7 separate regions of the Mus musculus genome follow, and regions 2, 3, 4, 5, 6 and 7 are each linked to region 1. The links are chromatin loops, found by intact Hi-C in ENCODE. Cell type or tissue: heart. All regions are shown on one strand. Region 1 has its middle 20 kb from the start of Rbfox1. Region 2 overlaps Rbfox1 (RNA binding protein, fox-1 homolog (C. elegans) 1). Region 3 overlaps Rbfox1 (RNA binding protein, fox-1 homolog (C. elegans) 1). Region 4 overlaps Rbfox1 (RNA binding protein, fox-1 homolog (C. elegans) 1). Region 5 has its middle 230 kb from the start of Rbfox1. Region 6 overlaps Rbfox1 (RNA binding protein, fox-1 homolog (C. elegans) 1). Region 7 overlaps Rbfox1 (RNA binding protein, fox-1 homolog (C. elegans) 1).

The links. A loop is a pair of places that touch in the nucleus more often than their neighbours do. Peaks named below come from ENCODE experiments on the same cell type or tissue, not always from the same donor. Only the 100,000 strongest peaks of a DNase experiment are listed, where the experiment ranks them.
Region 2: it touches region 1 in a loop (5-fold over the local background); 14 of 42 quality-filtered maps call a loop at or near these places.
Region 3: it touches region 1 in a loop (2.4-fold over the local background); 2 of 42 quality-filtered maps call a loop at or near these places.
Region 4: it touches region 1 in a loop (2.3-fold over the local background); 3 of 42 quality-filtered maps call a loop at or near these places.
Region 5: it touches region 1 in a loop (2.1-fold over the local background); 6 of 42 quality-filtered maps call a loop at or near these places.
Region 6: it touches region 1 in a loop (2.2-fold over the local background); 2 of 42 quality-filtered maps call a loop at or near these places.
Region 7: it touches region 1 in a loop (2.0-fold over the local background); 6 of 42 quality-filtered maps call a loop at or near these places.

Annotation. Positions count from the first base shown.
Region 1 is chr16:7,047,424-7,051,423 of GRCm38, reverse strand. It overlaps a transcript of Rbfox1 not described here. Among named protein-coding and RNA genes, the nearest start is that of Rbfox1, 20 kb to the left of the region's middle. In heart, a CTCF peak has its summit at 1,619 (motif pointing left); no DNase peak of the experiment used is centred here; H3K4me3 peaks cover 719 bases; H3K27ac peaks cover 501 bases.
Region 2 is chr16:7,273,775-7,277,774 of GRCm38, reverse strand. Rbfox1 (RNA binding protein, fox-1 homolog (C. elegans) 1) reads right to left here. Exons shown (of 13, transcript NM_183188.2): 3 at 607-750. Among named protein-coding and RNA genes, the nearest start is that of Rbfox1, 210 kb to the right of the region's middle. In heart, a CTCF peak has its summit at 1,672 (motif pointing right); no DNase peak of the experiment used is centred here.
Region 3 is chr16:7,149,024-7,153,023 of GRCm38, reverse strand. The region is part of intron 1 of Rbfox1 (RNA binding protein, fox-1 homolog (C. elegans) 1); the gene reads right to left. Among named protein-coding and RNA genes, the nearest start is that of Rbfox1, 81 kb to the right of the region's middle. In heart, no CTCF peak of the experiment used is centred here; a DNase peak (open chromatin) is centred at 2,393; H3K27ac peaks cover 724 bases.
Region 4 is chr16:7,135,589-7,139,588 of GRCm38, reverse strand. All of the region lies in intron 1 of Rbfox1 (RNA binding protein, fox-1 homolog (C. elegans) 1), which reads right to left. Among named protein-coding and RNA genes, the nearest start is that of Rbfox1, 68 kb to the right of the region's middle. In heart, a CTCF peak has its summit at 2,422; a DNase peak (open chromatin) is centred at 2,398; H3K27me3 peaks cover 990 bases.
Region 5 is chr16:6,837,700-6,841,699 of GRCm38, reverse strand. It overlaps a transcript of Rbfox1 not described here. Among named protein-coding and RNA genes, the nearest start is that of Rbfox1, 230 kb to the left of the region's middle. In heart, a CTCF peak has its summit at 1,893; a DNase peak (open chromatin) is centred at 1,879.
Region 6 is chr16:7,125,546-7,129,545 of GRCm38, reverse strand. All of the region lies in intron 1 of Rbfox1 (RNA binding protein, fox-1 homolog (C. elegans) 1), which reads right to left. Among named protein-coding and RNA genes, the nearest start is that of Rbfox1, 58 kb to the right of the region's middle. In heart, no CTCF peak of the experiment used is centred here; no DNase peak of the experiment used is centred here.
Region 7 is chr16:7,098,307-7,102,306 of GRCm38, reverse strand. The region is part of intron 1 of Rbfox1 (RNA binding protein, fox-1 homolog (C. elegans) 1); the gene reads right to left. Among named protein-coding and RNA genes, the nearest start is that of Rbfox1, 30 kb to the right of the region's middle. In heart, no CTCF peak of the experiment used is centred here; DNase peaks (open chromatin) are centred at 2,206 and 2,566; H3K27ac peaks cover 1,044 bases.

The sequences.
Region 1 (4,000 bases):
CAGTGAAAGGCAAATGGGGCCAGGGAGCTGCCAGGAAGCCAAGCCCTTACCCTGAAGCACCTATGACCAGTTGCATCTCCGCCTTCATTCATTCTTTATGGAAGGGCAACGCTGTCCGTCCCTCAGTGGATCTGATCCGCACGGGCTTGTGCACGCACACAAGCACTCAGACTGCGCACACATCCACACACCATCTCAGAGCTCTGAGGCAGTAAAGTACCAGGCTCTTTTGATTTATGAAGCAGCCTTCACAGCAGCAAGCTAACAGCATGGCCAGCCAGGACCCCACTCCCTGAAATGCCTTTATGAACAGGACAAGGCCCTGCTCGTGAACAAAAGCAGCGGTGTGGCTTATAAATCATTAATACAGATGGAGCCAGGCAGGAACTGTATTCCCTGCTAGCTGAAGAGCTTTGGTTCAAAGAGAGGTTTGGAGGGCTGGAATTGGCTTTGCAGAAACACACTCTATCACTGTCTGTGGGTGTGACCTAGAAGCCTCGAACTTTCTCTTTGAAACCTCTGTAAATCCAAGGTTACTAAGTGTCCTAAAATACAAACCAATAAACCTAAGGAGTTAAGATGAAATCACATGGCTCAGGCCTATAATCCCAGCACTCACAAGGCTGAGGCAGGAGGACTGCCATGCGTTTAAGGTCAGATTGTGTGACATAGTGAGCTTGATACTAGTCTGGTCTAAGGAGGCAGACCTTCACATAGCTAACTAATGTGAAACCAGAATCTGCTTCGGGGAGGAAGGATGCTCAGAACAACCTCATTTCTAACAAGTCTTTTCTTTTAAAGCAAAGTCAAGGGGCACCGTGGTCAGTAGAGCTGTCCAGACAAACAGCCTGGCACAAGCCTCTTACATCAAGTTACACCAGAAGCTTCCAAGGCAGGATGAGGCAGGACAGGCAGCTCACTGCAGAGTAAGGTCTAGGCATGGGGTCTGGAGGAAGAACACTTTGTGACTTGAAACATCAACCACCGAAGTTTTTTGTTCTGAATGTTAAAGAACAAAAGAATGAAAGAAAGAGAGGAGAAAAGGCAGGCAGACAGGAAGGAAGAAACAAAGAGCAGAAGAAAAGAAGGAGGGAAGAAAGGTAGAAAGGCAGGTGAAGCCTAAAATGGACTTGCTGCTACGCAACTATAATCCCAGCACTAAAGAAGCTGAGGCAGGAGGATAGTTGAGTTGGATGCCAGTCTGTATTTCAAAGCAAGACCCTGCCTGGCAAAGAAAATGATAAACAAATCTAGGAAGAAGAAGTAAATATACCAACTCCCTGGAGGCCTGTGTGTAATATTAAAAGAGATAATCCACGTAAATATGCTGAGTCATGTGCTTGCCACCCAGGACTCCATAAACGTTATTGATTATGTCACTATTTTAATTATGCCCTTGTCATCATGGTGCTGAGGATGGCAAAATTGTCTGGTCCCCTCAGTGGACTCACAGTATCTCTTCCTGTTTACAGAAAGGGCTTCCTTTCCCAAAACTGATCCAAAAGAGAAAAAAAGGGGTTGGGGGAGTGAGGCGGGGGAGGCTATAAGGATCATAAAAACAAAGTGTGGGGGAATCCTGAGTTTGACACAGAGACCCCTAGTGGAAAGAACTGAAATTGCACCAACAGGCAAAGACTCCTTTCTCTTCCTGCTTCAACAGCTCCCCCTCTGACTCCTTGGAGAGGAAAGTGTTGAAGTTGGGGGAAAAAAAGAGAGAAGAAAGAGAAAAAGGAAAAACAAATGCATAGCTTTCTGCAGGTTATCTGGATGAGTGAGCCTGTCAGCCCATGTAAGCAGAGGCGATGGATGGCGAAGCCAGCGCAGAGCTGATTGTAGGAGATGCCTTTGTGTTTCCAGAAACTCCAGGAGTGACCCAAATTGAGTCCCTTACACCTTGCTCTTATGTTCCCAGAATAAAAGGGACAAACAATCAGACAGCAGGGGCTCTTCTGCTTCTCGAAGCACCGAGAATGGAATGAACTCCTCTCCTTTAGCTCTCCCTAGCTAGGGCGCTTACTCTGGTATCCAAGTCAGTGATCCAGGGACCCATCCCTGTCAGGGCTCCTCCTGATGGTCCGCGTTCGAGCAGCCACTCACTGCCTTGAAGCCTATTGGAATCCGCATCAGCACGTTCCGAGTCTCCAGCACGGGGCACCACGACATTCTGAATAGAAATAAACGAAGCTCCTGCAGTGTGATTCCGTCAGCTTTTGAGAGTAAATAACTTTGCTGCTGACAGGAGCCGGGTGATTTTTACTTTCCCTCTTCCCGTCAGAGAGCATTAATTGAGCTATGTAGCCATATCACAACCACCAGGGAAAGACCCGAAAGAGGAAGGAAAGCAGAGAACTAAGCAGACAGGATGGATGAGAGACGCAGAGTGGCCCTCGATTGCTGCTGGTACCTATAACCTCAACAGACCATAGGTACACACATAGGTATTCCCATTCAGGAAAATACAAATAGAAGTGGGAAGCTTCCAGGAGCCGGCCCTCTGTTACCTTAAAACAATTCTCTATCTCTTAACGGCTAAGTTAGGATCTGCTTTTTTTCATATCTTCAGTATCTATGGGCTCTTTGCTGCATCTCGAGCCCTGAGTGGTATCCCACTTCACCTCACCAAGAACAATATACAATGGCATTCTAGTCTCGATTTTTTCCGAAGAAGCAATTAAGGTCCAAATCAAGTTAAGTGACTTGCTCAATTCAGTCAGATCAGCTCATGAATAACAGAGTTGGGATTTGGCCTCAGAGCCCGTTCTACACAAGGACAAGAGACACCTGCTTTTTGTAGACTGTTTTTGGAGGGTTGAACACCCAGGCTTCTAAGGCAACATCAGTGTTCGCATGTCATTTGGAAATATTCTCTCCCTGACTAAGATTCCATAATTGCTCCTCATTGTTCCTGAAGTATTCCAGGAGAGGGGCATCATATTTCAGTCCTTATCCTCTCCAAAGAGCTAAGCACTACTTAACCCAGGCTCAGGAAGCAGTTCTCCTAGAAGGAACCCCACAGATGCTTGCTGCTATTTCCAATAAGAAAAATCCCATTCTCCAGGTGAGTGCCAGGCAAACGTCTGCCCCCAAGGAAAAGAAAAGACTCATTAATCCCAAAGTCTCCTTGTATTCTACTCCCGAGCCCAGGGAAATCTGGGCCCTTAAATCCTAAAATTGCCTGTACTTTGTTCCATAGCCACAGAAGAGAAAGAAAAATAGTCATTAAGTCTCTGAAAACACACACTGGCCTTCTGAATTTACCTCATTCGCGCTCTGCTTCCTATTCTGTGTGTACTGAAACAACGCAGAGAAAAAGATCAAAATGAGGTGCAACTGTCTAGCCACTAAGGCCTTGGTGAGCATTAAGGACCACAGCAGCAGCCTTCTGACTCAGTCCATTGTCTCAGAGCCCTCTGTACACTCTAATCATTAAGTACAGGATGTCTTTCCTTTGCTGTCTGCTGCTGTCTGGGCAGAGGGATGGAGAGGTGACATAGAGAGAGATGTAAGTTAATTATATGTGCTTTCTCTCTGCATATTGGACCAGAGGAAGGAAGGAAGGAAGGAAGGAAGGAAGGAAGGAAGGAAGGAAGGAAGGAAGGAAGGAAGGAAGGAAGGAAGGAAGGAAGATGTAATTCTAACCCAGACATGACATAAAACACTCTATGGACCAAGCTGATGTGTGTCTAAATGCAGTATTATAATGATGTTAAGGATGCTAAGACTCTCCCAGAGACAGAAGCTCTAGGCTTTGCTTCCTGAGGGCATCTGTCACCCCGTGGGGGTTCAATAGGCACAGAATGAGCTGAGGGTGGTGGTAGCCAAGGCCTGACATTTCAGCAATGAGGATGATTGAAGTAGGAGGAACCAAAGTTAAAGGCCAGCCTGGGCAACTAAGACCTTGTTTCAGAATAAAATGTAAAAGGAGGCCCGAAGGTTACTGGGAAAGCACTTGCCTAACATGTACTAGGCCTGAGGTTTAACCTCAAATTCACAATAACTG
Region 2 (4,000 bases), 230 kb before region 1:
TTCCTCAGGGTGAATGGTGGTTCCTGGCTAGTTCTGTTTCACCATCATACTTAGAGCAGACTGCCCTTTGCTGCATACTAAATACCCTTGAAGCTTCATCTAGGAACCTGCAAGAATCAAATCAGATTTAGAAACTGGCAGTTTTGGTGGTGGCAGCAGTAGCTGATTTTGAAAACTATGCTGAACTAGCCATTCACTGCAGCTGCAGTACAAAGTGCCTGGGCACAACCGGGAGAGACTCATGCCTGGGCAGTGCTTCTAGGTAAGCAGGCAAGGGATTCAACATTTATTTTAGTTACAAAGTGAGGTCCTGGGCTGCTGAACTTGGGATCATCAATGGGCTTTATCATCAGTGGTTAACACAGGAGTCTATTTTCTGCTTGGCATTTAAGTTACGTGTTAGAAGTTGATCAACTGGGAAGGCAGCAATCCCATGAGTACAACTAAAACAAATCAATGTCTCCTATCACCCCTAAGGGGACCTACCCCCATAGACCCAGGTATTAGATGCTAAAATGCCTTCATTCTATAACAACATTCTACCTTAGAGTGAGACAGTCTCAGAACTCCCACAAGGAGCAAACTGAGGATGAAGGCAGTACTTACACCAAACATTTGTCGGAGGTCTGGATCCCGGAACCGGAAAGGGATGTTGGACACATGCAGCCGCTTGGGCTGGGACTTGCTTTCTGTGTTTTCAGAAGGTTGTGTCTGGGGCTGGCCGTCGGTCGGGGCTGCATCATCTGTCTGCTAAAGGAACAAGAAACAAAACAAAAGGAAAGTAAGCACTAGGTCCCAATATCGTCTCTTCCCAGAAACGGCAGGGTGTGTTCTATGAGGACTTGGTCCCAATGCCTGCTCCCTTCCTCCACATGGCAGGATGCTATCCGACAAATATTTTTGGCCTTTTTTTTAAATTAACAGCAAAAAAGTTTGTTTTGAGCATCCACTGAGGACCCACATATGAATCTTGGATTCTATATCAATCAAAACCGTCAGAAGCTCTGGCTTCATGCAGGGTAACTCTCACGGTACAAGGCACATTAAAGACCGTTCTTAAATAGAGAGAGAGTTGGGGAGAAGAAGGTAAACATTGTGAGAAAAGAAAGGAAACATCAAGGGTTGGGGCTCAGGGTGGGTAGTGGAAAACTCATCAAAAAGGATTAAAGATCATTAAAAATAAGAACATGTATCCCTCAGTGCTGGCCAGATTCTTACACTATGCATACGTAAGTACTGAGGCTGAACAGGTAAAATATTAATAAATGTCAAAATTTTGCAAAGGCCCTTTGGAGGTTTGTAATTCGTCCAGTGAATAAGATGATTGACTCAACTTTTAAAAAAGATGTTCATTGTATAAATCTATAATGTCTACTGCTGCAAACCTATGAGATCATAAATCTCAAGAAATGAACACTAAATCAAGTCTAAATAAGGTTGTATTTGTTGCATTTGAAAGGCTCAATCATTTGAAAGGTAGTGCCTGTGTTGGGAAAATAGGAAAAACAGACTATTCCCATATGTACAAAAGCTCTGCTGGGTTATGCTGATGCAGATAATATAAGGCTACTAGTATAGCTCATTATTTCCATCCATTCTCCCCCTTTCAGAAAGGATAGTCAGGGAGCTTTGTTTTTCTGTACTTTCTCTGCAATTAGCATACTATGCCTGTAGGTGGCAGTAGACGCAGTCCACTTCAGTATGTCTTTGAACTACTGTTGTAGGGTCTTTGCCAAGCTGAAATTCATGAGCAAAGAATCATCCTCATGTATTTATAAGCAATTTAGAGACATATAACCAAGACAAAAACTATCAGTGTAGGCAGCCAGGTGTAAAATAATAGAGACTTAGAGGAGACAATCTTACATAGTGAAATGTAAAAGAAACACCCAAATAACAGGAGCATAATTAGCAATCTTCCCAGCATCTCTCTGGGTACTAGAATATTTTATTGGCATCCTCTTTCCTCATACACTCTGGATACTTGTTTAAGTTGAGATCTCCTGGAGCCTTGTGCACCACCCACCTAAACGGATTCGGTCTCAGAAACCCTAGCAGATGCCTTTGTTTATTTTCAAGTACAAGGCGATCTCGACAACCACGTTATTTTGCCTGAAATGTGAAAAGGAAGATGATGTAGGAAGAGGTGGGAAAAGAAAAACAATTATAATGCAGACAGGTCTTTGTGGGGGTGCAGGCTGAGCAAGCTCAAGTCCCACTTGCCACTGAGGGTCCCAAAGCACATAACCTTTGGCTTGGTAGACAGGTATGTTAGGAGACAGAGTCTGTGCCAAAAGAGTGCAAAGCATGAGCGAAGATAGCAAGATGTCCGTAGAAGTCCTCCTCACTGGGGAGTCCATGGAAAGCCAGAGAGAATGCAAAGAGGATGAGCAAGAGACGCAACTTGAGAGAAGGTCAGAAGTTGTAGACCCAAAGGAGCCTTGTACATAAAAGTAAGTGGCTGTTATAAGCCACTTAAAGATGACCAGAGGACTGAGTTGTGACCAGCATGCTACGTGAATGTCAAAGGCCTGCTAAGTGATTGGCTGATGTGGTGACAGACTGAGAGCATGAAAAGATTGGTGCACCACTAATAAATGCATAATAAACAAATGCCTGAGAATCACTGTTGCCTGTTTCGAGTGCCAGTTCACCGATAGCTCTGTCGGCTAGCGGAGGTGCACTTGTGACATGCTTGCTGTGCAATCATGAGGGCTTGATTTTGTGGCCCCAGAACCTGCATAAAACTGGGCACAGTGGTTTATGCCTGTAATCTCGGCATTCCTACAGTGACATAGGCAGTGGATACAGGACAGTTCCTGAAAGTGCACAGTCAATTGGTCTTGTAAATACAGCAATAAAGAGAGACTCTCTCAAATAAGAGATGAACTGATACTTGAAGCTGCCCTTTGATTTCCACAGGCACATCATGGTATCATACTTACATAAATACACACACACACACATACTCCTCATCATCATCATTATCATCCTGTAACCCAGAGACCCACACTGTGTTTAGCTTTTGTTTTTGTTTTTCCTAGTAACAGCACATCGGGTTCCACATCAAAGACAAAGACGTCACCTTTAAACCGTGATATTGCTACCTTGCCAAAGAGTAGGAGGTTTCAATGCCCTACCACAACACCCTAAGTTGGCACGAGCAATCACTAAGATCCTAGGTTTCAAGTCCATTTCCCCCCACCCTGCTGGAAATTGCCATGTGAATAAAAAATTAAAATGAGCTTCTCTTCCTTCCAAGAAAGAAACTCAGACTTGGATTTGTGCACAATTGCTGAATGGCTCAGTTTAATAAACCTAATTAGGAATTACAGAGATTATGATTAAACATATTAAATGATTAATAGCATTATGCTGCTCATGTAAAAATTAAAATTAATCATCTCTAGTCAAACAGGACTTTGGAGAAATCTTGGTGGTGTTCCCTTTGATAAAAACATACAACGCTCGATTAATCATTTTGTAGTGTACACATTTATACAAATACCCATAAATTGTTATGTAGGCATACCTTTGACAGAAATAATTTTTTACTGAAAATATGTGAAATGAAATCCAAATTTGTATAGGTTGGTGAGAAGGCGGGGATAGGGATATCAACCTTCATGGGGTAAGAGGGACAGGAAAAAGAGACCATTTCAAGCTGAGCATGTCCGTGTCTGAGCTAACTAGTCATGTGACAGCCAGGGCTAGAGAGTCAACCCTGCAGCATGCAATCCCACTGTCACCAACTGCTAATTTGTATCTGGGCCCTTTATATCTCTGTGCCTACAGTTCACTCATCTGTGAGAAGACAACAATGATCCATGCCCTACAGGCTTAGGACAAGGACCAAAATATAGGGGTAGGTACAAGCAGCCCTAACTTCAGATCAAGGAGCTCCCACCATATATAGTGAAGAGAGTACTTCTACTTCATCTGGGGCCTAAGTGGGCTTTTTTTCAAAGCATATCTCTTGGAATCTTCAGGAAAAACATCC
Region 3 (4,000 bases), 100 kb before region 1:
CTATAAACACAGCAGGACCTAAAAAGGAGATGTATGGTGTGTCAGAGGAAGGCGTACATGTCTTCTGTGTCTGTATAAGATGCATGTAAAAAAGAAATAAAACAAGGGTATATTTCAAGAATTACACAGTAGTGTCTGGGGTAGTAGATGCACCGTGTCCCAACTCAAGAGAGGTTTCTTTAGATGGGCAAGGACCTTTTCCTAACACATAGAGCACCTGCCCAGGCCGCTGATACAAGTTGTCTTCTGAAGGCCATGACCAGGCCTCTACCAGCTTCCCTTTCCCAACTCTTATGTGAAGGATTTTGGTAAGAGAATGAAGGGGAGCCCAGGTTTCCAGGAAGAAGCATTAGGCAACTTTAAAACAAAGGAAGAGTGCAGGGTTGAGATGGTATTTAAAGCCCAGATGTGATTCACTCTGTAACCAATGTAATTTTAGGTCCTTGAGAGACGGCCCCACTGCCTTGATCTTTTTCAAGTACAAAATAGGCTTTGAGCTGGTTTACTTTACTTGAATCAGGGGGGAGAAAGACAAGGAGAGAGAGAAAGAAAGAAAAGAGGAGCCGAACTCTCTCGGTCTGAAAACTGAGGATAGTCCCTCACCCATGTGGTGATTTCTCCCTGGACGGTTTATAAACTGTCACAGTGCAAGCCACCCCAGACCCCCTTCTCTCTTCAAACCTGTGTCACTAACCCACATTTTAAAAACAAGGCAGGAAGCAATACAGGAATTTTAGCATGTTATATACACAATACAGATGATCATTTGAGCTGCCTCCGTGGGTAACAATGCCTGCTGCCACCTTAAGGACTTGAGTCAATCCTAGGACCCACACAGTAGAAGAAAACTCCCACAAGGTGTCCTCTTATTACCTCGCAGGCACTGTATCCTCCTCCTCTCAATATAAGAAGACACAAAGCAAAATTAATAGAAGTATAATAAAAATGAATACTAAAACATTCTTTAAAACATACATGTCATACTTTAACTGCCCAAATAAGATTATTTCTCATCAGTATGTGTGTGTGTGTGTGTGTGTGTGTGTGTGTGTGTATACATGTGTGTGGGTGTGTATACATGTGTGTGGATACATATATGCATATATATATATATATATATATATATGTGTGTGTGTGTGTGTGTGTGTGTGTGTGTGTGTGTGTGCATAGATATAGATAGATATAGATACGTGCCTTTCTTCAAAATAACATTAACAGAAAGTCAGCTCTCACTACAGATATATTGAAAGTATTTTTATTTCAATATAATAGTTTCAGAGAAGTGTATTGTACTGTACTAACTACTACTTCCAAGATATTTGTGTTTATGCCCAAACTCCTAAGCATCCTATCTGTCTATATTTGACAGTCAGTTTTCATGTTCCCCTCTTTAATTTTACCTCTCAGTGGGCCAACTGTTTAAAAAAAAATCACGCCTGTTTAAAAAAAAAATCTTCCAAAAGGAAGAGCTAGAATCTGAATAAAAAATTAGCCAGGGATCTCACATAAAGACTCTGCTAACTCCAAGTGTCTAATATGCTTGTGTTAGCAACACCATAGCTCTGAACCGACAGAGGGAGAATGTTGCCCTGCTTCATGCGAGCATTTCTTTCTTTCTTCTGCTGGGTGATGTAGACATAAGCACTAGACAGACAAGGAGTGCACACCTTGTGAGTGGCTGTTACATAAACAAACCCTTACCCCTTACCACGCTCCTCAAGACACAGTTAAACTTCCATTACAAACAGGAAACAAATGCTTGGTTTCTTTGAGCCTTTTTTTTTTCTTTTTAATGGAAAAAAATAGAAATATTCTTGTTCCTGAGACTCCACTGAAGAATTTTCAAACATTTCATACATAGGTAAGCACACACACACACACACACACACACACACACACACACCCTCAAAATAAGTCAAAGAGATAATCAACTTAGGAGCAGATTTTTCTGCCTTGAGCTGGTTATATAAATGAAAGAACAATTGTGTCAAATTCTTTCAGTTTCATCTTCTAGGTTTCTGCAATTTTAAGGATTTTTATTTAAAAGAGAGATTCCTTATGGGGAAAAAAACTCAAAACAAAACAAAACAACAACAACAACAAAAAAAAAAAACAACAGCAAAAAACCAAGTTTTCCTTAAGAAGCATGCCCTGTGCTGGTGAAAGCGGCTTGTGCAAACTGCATGGGACCCAGCCCAGGCTTCTGCTAATTATCCTGATTACCCAGATGACAGGACAGAAAGGAAGCCTTGGGGGAAACAGAGAGAGCTAGAGCCACTTCTGGCCCTGTTGGAATGTGGAAGCCCTGCCTGCTCTCCTGCTGCTGCTCTACAGGCCTGCCACATGAGTAGGTCAGCAAATCAGAAACTTCCCCAGGCCCCCCTTAACAGACGCCACATCAAAACAAGAAGCTGAAGCACATGGTCTGTCCAGCTGTCCCAAGTCAGCATCAAGCACTCCTTTCCTTCCTAAGCATGAATGCACGTGAAACAGGCAGCCCAAGGGTACAGCTGCTGGTGGAAGTTTTGGTACAAAGTCCTCCACATCTCTCAAGGCCCCGTGGAAGCCTCCAATCCCCATTCCTCTACTTCTCAAATCCAGCGTCAGCTGGAACTCATCGCTGAGTAACAACAGCTATGCAATTACCTACCGAGATGCCTTCTTATTTCCTCTTTCTGTCTTTTGCATGGTGCACTCTCGGTGTGGTGTGCAGACCTGGCAAGAAGAGCTATGACTACTTAAGAAAGAGAGATCAGATTTCTCTGTGTGACACCTGGTTCGGGGTCATGGACAGTTATTCACTAACTAGCTTTGCTTTGTAAGCTGAGCGCCCCTAACAAACGGCCAAAATCAAATACAGAAGAGTACAAATCTCTCTCTCTCTCTCTCTCTCTCTCTCTCTCTCTCTCTCTCTCTCTCTCTCTCTCTCTCTCTCTCTCTCTCCTAGAATCACAGTCCCCAGTGGGAAACAATACACTCACCCCAAGTGTGAAGCAAGCAGGCACAGTGTTGAGTGGCCGGTGTCAGTGTTACGTTCTAAAGATTAGTTCCATGGGCAAGAGGGTGGGCTACAGGAGGGAAAAGGAGGAATGGCCAGGCTTTGCAAAGGGAAAAAAAAAAAAAGAAAAAAGAAAAAGCAAATAGGCAGAAGAAAAGCATCAGAAATATGTACCAAGAAAAAAATAAGGCAAAGAGACGGGAAATTAATAATCCAACAAGCAGGATGTCTCTGTGTTATTAATCACATTGCCACAGAGAGCCGCCAAGGAGCCCAGAGCTGCACATGGAAGGGGAGGGGTTTGCATGCCATTGGTTGCCTCTGCTCACTCCTATACATCTCAGCCAATCCTCCCTGTGCCTTAAGGTACAGATAGATCTGCGCTGCAGTTACAAACCACTGGAAGATGAGAAATCACTCTCTGCAGGGTGAGGCTGTGCTCGGTCCAGTTAATGCACTATAAACTTTATTTGAGCTGACTTCTCCCTGGATCCCCCAGTGACGGGGTCAGGGGTGCAAGCAATTCCACCCCAAATCATGCCATAATCGAATTGCTGCCTATTTCCCGAACCTATAATGAAAAAGGCAACCGAAATAATGCCGGTAATGTTGGCGGTCTCCCCTGCCTGTCCAACGCTATTACCTGCGAATGCCTGCCGCCATTTCCTGGGTACTCTAACAATGAATATATTTCACAGCTCACTGACTCTCCTGCGTGGGTGGCGTGGTATAGACACCTACATGATAGGAAAAGAAATCTAAGACAATAGGACTGTGTCTGAAGGCTGAGCCTGGCAGCCCACTAGGGAGGAGAGGGGCCTTTTATCCAAAAGGCGGGCACATACACCACACACACACACACACAGAGAGAGAGAGAGAGAGAGAGAGAGAGAGAGAGAGAGAGAGAGAGATGTACACATGCAAAAACACAGTCTAGTCCAGAGGCACAGCTGAAGCTAACACCAACTTGATTTCTCTTTGTCTTTTTAAGTCCCAGACTCG
Region 4 (4,000 bases), 88 kb before region 1:
TCATGTTCTGCCTGCTCACATCCACACACTTTCCTCTGGTTTTGGTTGGACTCTGCAATTGCATTACATAAAAAAGTAAATGCATGCGACACAGTATGAGTCCTTTCTCCAAACATTTCGAGGTATTAGAGTGAAGGGATATGATTCACAATGACCATACAAGCCTGTCATTGTGATTTGCTATTCTGTGGTATTCTGTGCATAAGCATATATACACATACATACACGCATGCATGCATACACACACACACACACACACACACACACACACCTCACCCAAGCCCAGTGACAATGAAACCTATCCTTTCCTCGCCAGTAAATCTATTAGTGGTCTTCCTAAAGTAGGTATGGCCTGAATAATAACACCTTTTGTAAGAAAATGGCTTGGTGAGAATGTGAGGTTTTAGACTTTGCTCAGTTCAAGAGAAGGAGGGGCACTGTGAACTATCAGGGTGGGCTGGCAGACAATAGAAACATAAGGGACCTTAAGAGGTTGTCAAGACAGAGTCAGAGAGACAATTGAAAATAGGACAATAGTGGCTTTGATAATGGAGGAGGATCCACTAGACCATCGACTTCTGGAGCAGGAGAAGGCAAGACAGAGACTCTTCAAGCATGCAGAAGCATCCAACTTTATGGATGATTTGATTTTACCCCAGTGATACTCATTTCATTATTTTGAAAGAGTGAAATAGATGTTTTAAGCCAGGATATTGATAGCACTTTGCAATAGGATCATGTAGGTGCTGCTAAACAACATGTGACATGGCTGAGTGCCATTTTCAAACTTGCTATGAGAGACGGTGAAACTATGAATTCTGGGAAATGTTATTTTCCTCTTCATTTTATTTCTTCTGACTCCTTTAGATATGATAATATAAAGTGAATTATTTGTCCTGGTTGTGTGTGTGTGTGTGCGCGCGCGTGTGCATGTGTGTGTGTGTGTGTGTGTATAAGCCAAAGAACAGCTTTGATTGTCATTCTTCAGGATGTCATCCATTTTAGATATTGTTTTCTATTTCTGATTGATTTTCTATGTCAGGGGGTACACATGCCACAGCACATACACTGAGGTTAGAAGCCAACATGTGGGTGTCACTTCTCTCTTTCTATTATGTGGGTTCCAGGGACAGAACTCAAGTGCTCAGGCTTGGTGGCAAACACCTCGTCTAGACAAGCCCTATTACCAGCCCCTACCTTTTGTTGTCTGATCACTGGGCTAAAGCTTGCTAAGTAGGCTAGGCTGACTGGCCACCGAGCCCCACTGATCTCATTATCTCCATGTCCCTAGTTCTGGGAGTAAAAGTATGTGTCACCATGCTTGATTCATTTTTGGTGGGTTCAGGGAATGGAACTCAAGGTTTTGCATGGCAGACACATAACTGACTGAGCCTTTGCACTGGGCTCTGTTTCTTCCATTTAGAATAGCATGTCATCCTCTGGTACACAATTTGAAACAGGGAAAGCAACACTAGCCCATAAAGGATTGGATCTGGTCACAAAACTGGGTTCCCCACCTAGCAACCAGGAATGAAAAGCCAGTTTCCTAGACCTTGTTTTCCTAATCTATCATATGGTACAGTAATTCCATCCTTGATGTTATTCCAGTAGGGAGTAAAAGCCATGTTAGCAAAGTGTTTGTCGTCTCTGGGGCTGTGGTGTAGTGTCCCTCACATTTTTGTGCATCTTAGGAAGGTACTGGCTCTGAGTTGTAACCTACAGGAGCTTTCTAAAGTGATCACAATGTACAAGATTTATTTGGAAGAATGCAACCCCTTCTCCACAAACCTTCTGTCCCTAGAATGAGGTTTCTCATCTTTCAACACTATTAACACCGTGGACTAAATCATTCTTGCCTGTGGGGATTTGACCCTCAACACTATGTGGTGTTTGGGCTGCATGCATGGTTCTGTGTGGGAACTGTAATGACCATCCCTCTCAACCCCACAGGAGTTACCACCCATTATATTTCTGGAGATATGTCAATAAGTCTTGGACATGCACCTTCTGGAGGCCACAGATCTGGGCTGTCACCTCATTGCTCCAGATACAGAATCTGGAAAAGGACAGAACAAAATAGGCAGCCTTTACAAAAGAGGGAAATGTCCAACCACAGTGTTGCTTTCTTCCAGGCTGAAAAGTCAAAGCCTGACCCTGGGTGCAGCTAAGATTTGGACTGGAGATCTAGATGCACACAAGATATGGAAACATATGGGAAGACCCAAGTGCACATCCAAATGTTGATCTGAGATGGTAGGCAGTGGGGAAGCTCTTGGAAGCATTTTAACTGTGTGTGAGTGAGAGCTGTTCTCCTCAGCACAACTCATTTAATTGTTGCCTTCCAAGCAACCCCTGAGTTCCAGAGCAGCTGCAAACATGCTTTGCCTGGAGCCTGGCCCTGCTCAATGTTCTCTGGCAGCACCTGGTGGAACTGAGAAAAAACTGCATGGAGCCTTGGCTTAAGCATCTGCATCTGCTAGTCTCTGCTCAGCTGAGCCTTTCCAGCCTCAAAGGTTTGCAGCAGGGGAGTTGGGCATTAGAGACCTTGCCTGTGGGCTGGCATCAAAGCTGTGCTGAACTAATTTCCACCGTTTTCCAATTATACTTTACCAAACAGAAAGGCAAAGCTCCTGTGTTGTCAGGAGTTTTCTTCGCATGAGGAATGGTATTCTTTCTGCAGGCTTGCTGAAGATCTTCCTCTAGGCTGTGCCCAGAAAGCTCTCAAGAGTTAGACCGAAACTTAGCATGCCTACTCCAGCTTTAAAAACACACCTTGAAGCTATTACTATATGCAAAATAATATCCTTTGTGGCTTGGCTAGGCAGACATCCTTACAGCTGCAGATAGGATCATCTCTCTACTCAGGGGAGTAGATGGAAGGGAGAATCAAAACTCAAATGTCTATTCCCAGGAAATAAAATGCCTTAAAAAGCCCATCCTGGCTCTAAGCTTTCACATAATCTATCATCCTCTTGGGGAGATGACGCCCATTTGGGGATGGGTAAGAAAGAAATGCTCGCCCATCTAATCTTTTACCCAATCATGACATGGCAGGAAACAATTAGATATTCTAATAACTATACTTTGATTTTTATAAAATGTTCCCTTAAAAACCACATGCTTGACACATATTTTCCAGAGAGGCTGCGTTAGATAGAATCCCAGCACTAGGGAGATGGATATAGGCAGAATCCTGGAGCTCCACCCAGCCAGCCAACCAGGTCTCTTTGGCAAGTTCCAGGCATTGAGAGGTCCTGTCTCAAAAGGAGAAGATGAAGAAGGAGGAGGAGGAGGGAAGGAGAAGGAGGAGGAGGAGGAGGAGGAAGAGCTTGTTTTGTTAATGGTACTGTACTTAAGGATTGATACATGAGGCTGTTCATTGGCCTCTACCTGTACATGCATGCACACACATGCATTTGTGTGCATGTCACATACACAGAAATAGAGGAGTTAGTATACTCAAACTAAGATAGTAAGTATATAAAGCAATGTGAATTGTTTCACTATGAATACCAACACCTAAAGTAAGTTGTATGTCTTAAACACATGTAATTCCTGCTTCTCAATTATTCCACAAGGAGGCCAGGGGGAAGATAGTCAGCTAATTAAGGGGAAATCCAGTGCAATTCAAGATAGAATTTTATCATGAATGCATTTCATCATGAATGTTTCCAGGCTCAGGGTTGTCTTCAAAATCACTTTTGCAAATGTTCTACAGGGTTTCTTAAACTGCCCCAGATCTCCCTGCTTCTCTGTTGTCAAAGCAAACACTTTTCCTGTAGAGGAGCTATTCCTATGGTTAATGCTAATAGTCAAAGCCTGCCAGAATCACGGGCCACAACTTATTTACCACTCTGTGTGTCAGTGGCTGTACAATTAGGCTCATCCCGAATGCTGCAGCCAGCAGAGTGGAATCTCAAGCACTCATATTCAACAATATAGACAGCTTTTGAAGCCAAGGATTGTCTTTCAGCAATCCATGTTCAAAAGCTTTGAAGGA
Region 5 (4,000 bases), 210 kb after region 1:
TGTACAGACGTAGGGTGCAGACTTCTCTTGCACATGCCCCCGCCTTCCCTCTGCAAAGTGAAGAGTCTATGTCTCTAATGTGAAGCCACAGAGCTCTGTCCCTGAAATGTCAGAATTTCACTTATGTCCTTTATTGATCAAATGAAGCTACGATGTATATATTTGTTATCCCAGCAGAAGATAAGGGACTTTTGTAAGGCATTTTCACTAGGATACTATTTTTTCCCAATTACTTCACCAGTTAAATATTGTCACCTATAATAACAGACCACTACTTTTGTATGTTTATTTAATACCACGACTTAGACAAATAACTATATACATTTATCAATAAGACAGAAAAAGTGCATCGAAATCTACATTTGACCAGAGCAGCATTCTCAGTATATCTACACACACACACACACACACACACACACACACACACACACATCTGTTTTAAGCAAATAAAACACTCAGCTTTCATCTAAAATGTTCAAACCCAACATGAGAAATAAGGAGTTATTTGTACAGGAGACATATATGTATATGTATACACAGCCATCACTTCTCAGCACGCTGCTTTGTAATTAAATGAAATTCTACGCAGCTACAAGTGAGAGAGAATTTGCTCCATGCTTAAAACGACATTCCTAGATCTGCTCTTTACTCTGAATTCACCACCAATGTCTCAAAAAAAAGAGAGAGAAAGCAACATATTCCCCTACTCCACACATGCACATTGTACACGTACCCACATGTACGTGTGCGGACACACATACACACACATTTTTTTTTGTTTCCCTTCGCACGTGAAAATAAAATTGTAGCTCAGCACTAATGAAGCAAGTCTTGCCTAACTCCCACTGGAAAAGCCTGCACATGTACCGTAGCCATGCAAGATTATCCTGCATCGGCATAATCACCTTACACGAAATACGATTACTCTAGGCTGCAATTTTTATACCCGAAGTCAATTTATTAATCAGAGAAAGACAGAGAGAATGAGAGAGAGAGCGAGAGAGAGAGAGAGAGAGAAAGAGAGAGAGAGACTACCTACCCACAAATACATCATCATCTTGCAAGAGAAATCAAAGGCTCTGTCAGCAAACAGAAGTCTCCTCACTTCACCAAGAGTATCTGGAAGAAAAACTGAAAACCACTCGGTAGAGATTCTTGCCTTTTCCTGCCAAGTCCTCAGAGTCCCTCTTATTTCCTTACACCAGGTTTGCTATGATTGTTTATGAGTTTATCAGGACAGCATTCCTTCAGTGGCAACGTGTGTGGAGTGACTTGCTCCGGGCTGCTTGCTTCTCTCTCTCTCTCTCTCCCTCTCTCTCTCTCTCTCCTCTCTCTCTCTCCTCTCCTCCTCTCCCTCCCCTCTCCTCCTCCCTCCCCCTCTTTCCTTTCCCTTCCTAACTCTTGCCTTTTCTTCTCGCTCTAGTCAAGACTGCTTAGGTAAGAATTCTTGGGGTGGCTGTCTCATGAGCAAATCTAGTACTTCAGGCAGCAAGCATAGTGGGAACACAGACACTGTTGAGACCGCTAGTGGTGAGGGTGATAATGATAACAGTAACAATAAAAAATAATAATAACAATAATAGCCTGGTATGATCAGTAAAGGCAGGTGCTATAGCAAATCCTGACAGCGAGGAGGAGATTCCCAAAGTCCCTACTGGAGGAATTTACTGGAGGGTTGATCCTCAGAGGCAAGCATATCAGCACAGAGCTGGCGACTCGGAGATTTTTTTTTTAAGTCGAAGCTCCAGCTGCAGAGAAAAGAACATGTGCCTCTCCCGGCTTCCCCTTTATCTCTTTAAATGTACTTCAGATAAAAGCAGCATCCAGTTAGGTCAAGGCCTCCCCAGACTCATTCCTCTTCGCTCCACATGCTCAGCACACTTGTCTACAGCCATCTACCGGCTCCATCGTGTCACTGCGGGCTTAGAGACTGTGGGTCTTGCTTGCTGCAGCAGCTGCTGCCTGTCCATGTCTGCCTTGCTTGGCTCTCAGCTTGGGTTTGTATCGGAATCTGGGAGGGGGAAAGGAACAGATAGCCTTGGAAGCCTGTGTGCCAGTCTATCAAATCAAAAGAAAAGCCAACCCCCACCAGCAACAGTCAGCAAATGGAAAGCTCCGAAGACTTGCTGGCATGAATGTTTAGCCTTCTTAAACCAAGGGAAGGAATTGTGCACATGTTCCCAGCAGCACGGCTGATTTTGTTGCATGTGGAGAATGCAAGCATGCATGTGTATATGTGTTTAAGTGTGTGTACATATGTGTAAGTGTGCATTCTTCTATGTATGTCATGTAGGTATGCTTGTGTGTGTGTGTGTGTGTGTGTATGCTCGAGAGCGAGCGTGTGTGTGTGTTTGTGTGTGTGTCGCTGTGTGTGTGTTTATTACTTCTTTTCCCTCATCCTGTGCAATTACAGACCTGGAAAATTTTGCAGGGTGCATAAAACTTGATCATGTTGACAAGCTCTCCTTAGAAAATGCACAGGCTAGATGCACAGCTAAGATTTCCTGAAATTATCCAAAAAATTTTGCCCATGAATCAATTCCCCTTTATTAGTTGTTCTTTTTTAATCCATTTTAAATTGTATACTTTATCTTGAAAATTATCTCCATTACTGAAATGCATCGTGAAGGAGAGGACGGGGAATACAATTTGCCCAGCATATTAATTGATGCAGAACTCAATTATTGATATATGGATAAGGGAGAAATTAATATTAAAACACATGGTAGCCTTTAAGGGAAAGGGAGAAGATGAACTTGTGCTCTGAGTGGAGTCTTGGTCATTAGTCTCATCTTTATACATCATACAGAGGAAACCATGGAATTAAGTCTCTCATTCATTTATATTTCTCCTTAAAACTACATAAAGCAAAATGTCACCTAAATAATTAAAGTGCGTTAGCTAAATTGTGGAGTCATCTACAGAGCTGAGCAGGTGGTGAGGCACCTGTTAACGTATCCCATAGACAGGACCATCATGATGCATAATAGGCAAGGGGGTGGGAGGAGCAATGACCATGTCTTTTTGTAAAATAGTGACCAACAGAAGCACAGCAATGGAAACCACAAAGAAATGGCACTTAGACACAAAGTCCTCAGCTGGAAAATATGCAAATCATAGGGCTGGTGTGATGGAGCAGTCAGTGAAGTCCACAACTGGCTTTGCAAACCAGAGGATGTTGCTTGGATCCACAAAACCCACATAAAGAAACTCCTGGGTATGGAGGCGCACTCTTGTAATTTTTAGGCAGGGCATGCTCGGGGCTAATGAGTCAAAGATCACAATCATATCAGCATGATTCAGTTCAAACTGAGAGACCCTGTCTCAACAAAAGGGAGAATAACTAAAGAAGACACCAAAGGTTAACCTCCTCTTCACACACACAGACACACCCACCTCACATGCAAATACATGTACACACACAGTTCTTCACATATAGAGACACCCCTAAATATATGAAAGTACGTATGCACACACACTCAGGTCTTCACACACAGAGACACACCCTCACATACATGCAAATATGTATACACAGACACAAATTTCACATATTCTTGAACCAATATGCATGGGCAATATTCAGGCCCCTCACACATAGTATATAGCATGGAAAGGAAATTGGCTAAAAGTCCTGTTTGGACCAGGGTTCCAGAGTTACAGGACATCCAATGTGAAAACCAGAACATTTCAAGCCAACTTAGGTTGGTTGTCATATGTGGGTATATTGAAAACACTTTTAGCCTTTATCATTATGAAGAGTAATGAGGAACTACCAAGAGGGCTTAGTAGGGAAAAAGAGACATATGCCTCAAACCTGAAGATAGCAATGTGACCCTGAGACCCACATGGTGGGAGAAAAGAACTGATTTCTAAAAGTTGTCTTCTGGTCTCTACATGGAAAGACACACACACACACACACACACACACACACACAAATGTAATAAGACAATCTTTACGTGAAGAATAAAGGAGATCCTCTTTGTTATAGCTTTTGGTGAA
Region 6 (4,000 bases), 78 kb before region 1:
GATGAAGGGCTTCCAGGTGGGATACTGTGCAAGGAGGCTCTGAACAACTCAAGGAGAAAAATAAAGAAGAAAACATATCATTCTGACATAGCTCTTGCAGCCTCATAGGTGTGTCTGTTTGCAGTGTTCTCTGTTTCTCCGTACGATGGTTTTGGGGCCGTGCTCCTCCCCAGCGCCAGAAGCAGCAGAAACAAGACATGGAGAGGCACAGAGATGCAGTCTCAGGTTTGAAGGCACACAGAGAAGCCAACCCCAAGTACAAAGCGATCTTCCCAGATAAAACAGCACTCCTCTACTGCTGCTTCTGCCCCCATCATTGCTCAATGAACAATCACTCTGTTCCCTTCCCCTCTGGAGGGGAACACTCATGAGATAAAAACCTACAATTCCTAATAGAAGCCTTCTCTTAATCATGGGAAGTCCCTCCCTCCATGCCAAGCCCCGTTGACAGATGCTTCAGCACATAATTATCTTAATTTAGGTGTGTATTCTGTGACAATATTTTGTATAAATTCAGCACCTAATTTCCTCTATTGCAAACATTTATGTAACCATGCCAGCTGATTATTCTGAAGGATGTGGAAAAAAGATGGGAAAATTTCACCCGCAGGAAACAAAAACCTAGTCTTTGAGGATAAATATGTTCTCCAAAATTCATAACTTATTATAGACTACTATTGATATTTCAGGAATGTATTCATCCCTTGGACATATTCACAGAGTATTTGCAGGTCTATAGACACATCTATTTAATCACTCTACCATATAATTCTTCCATGCTACGTATACAGAAGAGCCTGTATACCTTACGATTCCACAGCAAGGCAATAAGCTTTTGTCTCTACTCTTTTCCCCCTGCTTTAAGCATTCCCCTTAATGAGCTCTGCTTCTTTGTAACTCAAGAGATTTAGTATTCTATCCAACAAAACAATTTATTGCCCAAAATGTTCCTACCGAAGATAAAATCGCAGCTTCCCCAATACTTCTGGCTTCACAGTTAATACCCTAATGTTTCATTTACAGCTGAACAAAGCGGCTTATCTCCACTAAAAGGGGAATTAGTAGAAAGAAATAATTCCCATCATCTGCTGAGTTTCTAGGTAAGGTGGTGACTCCAGGAGACTTGCGTCCATCTACTGACAGGTGTGTTGGGGGCTCTCAGAAAAGAGCAGCTCTGTCACAAAGACTTTGTGATTTGAACAATGCAGCTACATAGATCAGGCGAGAGTTAGGTCTTGGCTGTCAGGGGGGAAAAATCTACATTCAGAAATATGCTGTAGTCAGCGGTTCTTAGCTACAGATTGGGTACTAACTCAGGGGAAAAAATTGGTTTGAATCAACAAATGCCTCACCCCCCCCCCGACACACACACACACATCTGCAGAAAACTTATTATATACCTAAAAACACACAACCATAGTCTATTATACTTCCTCAGCACGTACACACACCCACACTCTACTATGATGGCTATATATTCTCACATGCGTGCATGCAGCCTTATTTATGTGTGCATGGATATGAAGGCTACAGGAGATGAAGAGGAAGGGTGGGAGGAGATGGCTATTGAAAGACGGGGAAGCAGAGAAACAAGATGAGGCTGTGGCTTATTTACAGAGGAAGGAGCATCCTGTGACTAGCACTCCTGAGACTACAAGGGGAAATTCAGTTTCCTACAGTCCCCATCACACCCTTCACATGAAAGCCTGATGGTGGCCACCCAAAAAATGTAATATGTAAACTGATAATAGGGGTGTATTCAAGGGCCTAAGCACTGGGGTGATCCACATTTGAGGGAGATGGATAGGCCGTAAGGTGTGTCATTTAAAAGATGGATAAATGTAATTGCAAAGGCCTAGAAACAATTGGGTGACTCGTAAGCATGCTTATTTCCCCCCATAGCACTACTTAGCAGGCAATCTTCCCTAGGTGCTGAGGTCTAAACAGATCTTGACATCCTTCTGGTGCTCAAGAGCTATTCTAAGACCTAAGAGGACCAAGGAGATGGGAGAGATTGTATGCGATAAAATGTCAGTGGGAAATGCAGATAGAGAGCACTGTGCAGAAAGCATTTATGTGCAGATATTAATTAGCTTAGAGCTTCTTAAAGTTGGAAGCTCAACTGGAGCTTCGGCTACTAGCTGGGGCAAGTGCTGGCCACTAACCTTTTACAACCTGAATTCTCTGAGGGGCTGAATTTGACAGATGGCCTCAGCTAGAGTCACTTGGCGTGAGAATTGGGTTGAAGACTGCGTGGTTACTACATCTGCCCCAGTGCACAAGGTGAGAGAAGGAGCTGGCCTGTGACTCTGGATGAAGCAATTTTGAACACACTGTTTCCCAGAGGACCATCTCAAAGCCTTGTTTCCATGTATTGACCTTTCCTTATTTCCCTGCTCTTTCCCAATGCATTGTCTATAATCTCACACATCCTTCCAAGGAGCCAAGTACATAAAAATGGATTCCTTTCTCGGGTTTAGAAACATGACCTAAAAGAAAAACTATATATAATCCTGTATGAAGAGGACACCCAAATGAATATGTGCTTCAGTATAATTAAGGTTAGGTTGTAATGAATTTTCCTGGAAAACTGACTAGCAGGCATCCAGGGATGAATAAAAAGTACCACATCACTATCAAACCAAAGACTCTACCTTCCTGGTTCTCTATACAGAAATTAAATGTCAAGAATGGATTTAGATCCCCAGATTTTTTCAACTTTAATCTACTCTCACATTCTCTTTTTAACCACATGACCATGAATATTTGTGAGAAGGCATGTCCCAGAAAATGACAACAAAGAGATACAGCTACGCAACGAAAAGGAGAGCATTCATACCCTCGTGACCAGTCAAGACCAAGCCATAAAAGCGAACCTCTGGTGTTTAACTAACTTCACATCAACAGGGATCTTTGGAATTATGCTGTTACTTGTGTACCACCCAAGTACTACTTAGAGTGAGCTGTGGAGCATCAATAGAAAGTGGCTACTGTAGGCTTCCTTCCAGTGTGAGGCAGATGTCTTCAAATATCCTCAGAAAGGGAGCAAATCACTAAGAACACATTGGGGTCACCTCTGCTTTCGACGCTCCATACTTCCCCAAATCACAGTTTGGCACTGGTTCCTAAAGGGTGTGTTTACCTTTATTCACCATTTGTCTAGTGCTTACTGTGATCTGAGAACTTCCTGATGACCAAGACAGATGCAATGTGTTCCTCAAATAGCTGGTACTCTGAAACCTAGCAGGCATTGTTCAAATAAAAATATGCATTTCATTATAGTTCTGCAAAATGCTTTAACTACTGGTGAATAAAAGGGGCAAAGCAGGAAAGCTAGAAGAGGAAGGAGCCTGGCCTTCAGGCATCAGGAAAGGTATCCACAGACAGTTTGTGCAGGTAGAGTTGTAAGCATGGTCTTGCAAGAACTTTGTGTGAAAGCATGAAAACATATTCCTGATGATGGAAAAAGGCCATGTGACTCCCACAAGGCAAGGCAGAAACAAAGCAAGATTTAAATCCTGAACATAATTTCAGTTTAACCCGGGGATTACAGTAGAAAATGAACAAGGACTGGAGGAATGGAAGGCCTCAGAGTGCTGCTATCCCAAGGACATTGAAGCAGCAAGAAGGGAGCTTCGGTGTTAATGGAGGACAAGAGGGAGGGATAGTTCAAGGGGTAGGCTAGTTCAAGTTCATATCCTTGTCCTTTTTATCAGAAATTTCAGTCTATCTTAAAGAACAGATATCCTGACATGATGGTCATTTAACCCTCCTTCCTTGTTTCTCCCCTCCCTCCCTTTCTGCCTCTTCTTTCATCAGTCACTCATTCATGTATTCATTTATCCCTTTAGTCATTGTCAAAAGCTTACTGTGTACAAGTCAAGTAGGTCCTGGGAAGGGACTGGTCTAGGGAAGACAAATAGCCTTCCTCTGCAGAAAGCATGATCATAAAATGAACATCAAAGGGTGTAGAGTTGAAATGATGGTACAAGCTAAAAAT
Region 7 (4,000 bases), 51 kb before region 1:
GTAGCTCTCAGCAACCCTGTTCTTGGCAGGGTAGGAAACTAGCTTATAGATATGAAATTGGCATTAAAGAAGATATGGCCCTAACATTTTCCCTATTTATAACCTGTATTCCACAAAAAATAGTACTTTGTGTACAACCACACAAGGATATTGCATCTGCCACACTAAACTAGAAATCCCCAGTCTCTGTACGCCTCATAATTTTGGTGTTTTAATTCTCTATTGCAGGAGATGTCCTGTGCAGTGTAAGGTGTTAAAGAACAGGTCTTCCTCTCGCTAGCAGAGGACAGAAGCACCTCACGTTCAGTTGTGAGGAGCAAAAATGTCTCTATATTCAAACACCCCTTGTGGGGGGAAAACTAACTCCTGATTGACTGTCACTGCACCAAAAGAATGTTAATGCAGCAAGCCAGTACTGAGAAGCAGTGAGATTCCTTTGTGCCACTTCACAGTGCCTATAGTTTGGAGTGTAGACTGAGACTTCTAAAAAGTTGAATCTCATATTAGATTCTCGTTTTTGTAATAACTTTAAATTCTCCCTTGCTACATAACATCTGGAAAGGTCTTCCATGTATTTATTAGCCTGTGGAGTGTATCATCTAGAGATCTTGTTTCTGATGGCATTTATATCTTTCAAAATGTTTATGGTGACAAGGAGAAGAAAGGGCTCTGCATATTTATGACACTGGCTGTGAACACTATCTACCATTGATAAAATAAGATATGCATTTGGATGGAAGGAAGAGAAAGGAATGGTGGATGGACACTTCAGTTAGATGATAGATAGATAGATAGATAGATAGATAGATAGATAGATAGATAGATAGGCAGATAGGCAGATAGATAGGCAAATAGATAGGCAGGCAGACAGACAGACAGACAGATAGATAATATGTTGATGGATAGATATATGGTATATTATGGATGGGTAGATAGATAGATAGATAGATAGATAGATAGATAGATAGATAGATAGATAGATAGATAGATAGGCAGGCAGGCAGGCAGACAGACAGACAGACAGACAGACAGATAGATAATATGTTGATGGATAGATATATGGTATATTATGGATGGGTAGATAGATAGATAGATAGATAGATAGATAGATAGATAGATAGATAGATAGGCAGGCAGACAGACAGACAGACAGACAGACAGACAGACAGATAGATAATATGTTGATGGATAGATATATGGTATATTATTGATGGATAGATAGATAGATAGATAGATAGATAGATAGATAGATAGATAGATAGATAGATAGACAGACAGGCAAGTGGGCAGGCAAACAGACAGATTTTTCTGACAGTAACTGTCATGTTCATTGCACTAATACATGAACAATCCTCATGTGGCATCTAAAAGTCTTACTCGGTAGAGTTTACATTTTCCTATGAACGTCATTTTTCAACAGCCACCTCACAGTTTGTAACACAGGGACCACGATCCAAGGGTGTCTTGGGGATTCTTACAATAGACCCCCTTAGGGCAGGCTCATGACCAAACCCCAGGAATCTGCAATATCTTGGAAGAGTCATCAAGAGAACTGTCTAGCTGGAAGAGTGAGTGCCATTCCTAGTTGTCTAACAGTCACTCCCTGGTATCTTCCAGTAGTCAAAGCCCATTCTTCAACATTCCTAATTATGAAGAGGTTGTTGAACATGTTACTAATGAATGTTTGTGTCAAAAAAAAATCACAGTAGATTTCTAGTATTGAACCACAGAAACTCATCCTGATGCCACCAAGAATGGCCAAGGAAAAATGCTAAATTAAGTAAATACTAAAACTGCTGACATATGATGACCAATAGATTAAAACCATGATGTGTCAGGATAGGTTTTTTGGTTTTTTGTTTGTTTGTTTTTCTATTAGAAAGGTCAAATTCAGTAACCAATATTAAGATCCTTCCTGCATATGAACTGCAAGGTAAACAGAATTCACCCTTAGAAAGGGAAATGCTCTCCTGGCAGCCAAGTGCCTAAAGATAGGAGAAGCTGCTGGTTCTGCCCGTGCTGTTCACCCCTAGACACCCATGTGACAGACAAAGCTGTCAGTGAGATGCAAGCCAGTATAGATTCTGAAATCCTCAACTGCTTCCAGGCGGCAAGACACAGATTCCTAATCTTGAAAATGTTCTGCAAAGGTGTGGGCTGGCACGGGACCCAGGAGCCTCGCAGCTGACTGGCTCTGCTGCTTCTCCATCACACCCACAAGAACCATCTTGCTCTAGCTTCCTGTTCAGAAATATTTCCCCTCAAATGCCCTCTTTTCCTCATGGAGAGATATCAGGAAAGCCATATGCTTCTCCCTCCCCAGCCCTCACTGCTGAGTGTCAGTAATGAAAGCCAGAAGCTGACATGTGCTAAACCCGCCTGTCCCTCCCACTTCACACAGATAATAAACAGCAGCAAGAAGGACATAGGGTTTAGGACACTTAGTTTACACTGAAACCAAAATCCACTCGGACTTCTGTAAGAAGTCTCTGAGCACTCCGTGACATGGACTTGGATGTGAGCAAGAAGGTTTTATCATCCAACAAAGCAACGTAAGTGGGCCCAGCACAAGAGACTTGATGGCTCTCAGTGTCAGATGTGTGGGGATCTGCAAACTCAGAGTGACCTTTAGCACCTGCTGGACATATTGCCTCACAAGCCATGTGACCCATTTTGTGCTAGGCGTTTTGCCCAGCCAAACAACCTTTAAAAGATCGGGTCTCTATTTTTTGTTTCCACTAGCTATGGGGCGGGGAGGAGAAGATACTTGTAATTAAGAATTCATTCTGGGCCAAACACAATTCTAAGCCTATCATTTCAAAGGCCACTTGTGATAATGCGATGAACTAGGTTTGCTTTTTACCCTCTTGAACTAAAAGAGTCTCATATCCAGGACATCACAGGAGAGGCAGAATCTCTCAAGGCTGAGCAGTATTTAGTATCAACTCTCTCTCTAGTATCCCCTGGATTACTAATCTAGACTCAAAGTCAAGATCAAGGCTGAGCACATTCTGCTGTGAGTCTACCTTTGCTGAAAGTCTTGCAAAAACAAGATAATGGCAGCACCACCTAGCAAGACGGCCTGTATCATGATGTCCAACTGACCAAATGTACTGTGTACAGGCCTCAGGCTGGGGGACTTATGGAGTGGCTCGATTAAGACTTAGAGAACTTGTCTGTAGATTTTTGTGTGTTTGTGTTCATCTGTGTTCACTTATGTGTGTGTCCTTATTTATGTGCAGGGCACATGTGGACACGAGTGTGCATGTGTGTATGTATATATCTATATATGTATGCATGCATGTTTATGGAGCACTGTATATGTATGTGCCTAGTCCAGAGATCCATATCAGGAGTCTTTTTCTATCAAACTCCATCTTGTTTTTTGAGAGAGAATCTCTACTGAACTCATAGATCTCTGATTCAGACATTGACAGGGGAGCACTTATAATCCAGTCTCTACCTCCCCGGTTCCCCAGTACTGGGATTACAGGCATGTACTGCTAGGCCACAATTTTGATGTGGGTTTGTGTTTAGGTATATGTGTATACACGTGCCATTCATTTGCTCTCTAAGAATGCCTGGAGAGCCTGATTTTGTTCCTTACCACTTTCTTAAGGCCTTCTTTGGCTGCATTTTACCCCCTAGACTTTGTTAGGCCTGGCTGCAGCATGATCAAATTTCAGAAGTCTTCTTTTCTACGTTCCATGGCCATCTGCTGTGTGAAGGTGAATCCCATGTGCTCTGGTGTCTGCCTTTACCCTGTTGAGCAGAAACAGGGCCAAGAGCACCTGCCAAGGAAACATTCTCGTCCCTGCCACCTGCCTCCCTCCAACTCACCTGGGCTAACCTGGATTGCCTCCATTCCAGGGATGGAGACTCCGTCAAACAGAGGACAGGTGAGTCTCTGTGGAACACAAAAAACCATTCCTTCATACATTGGGAAAGTGCCACCACCATCTTTCTTTGAGGCAAAATGGTTTTAATCTTCCTCAAGAGC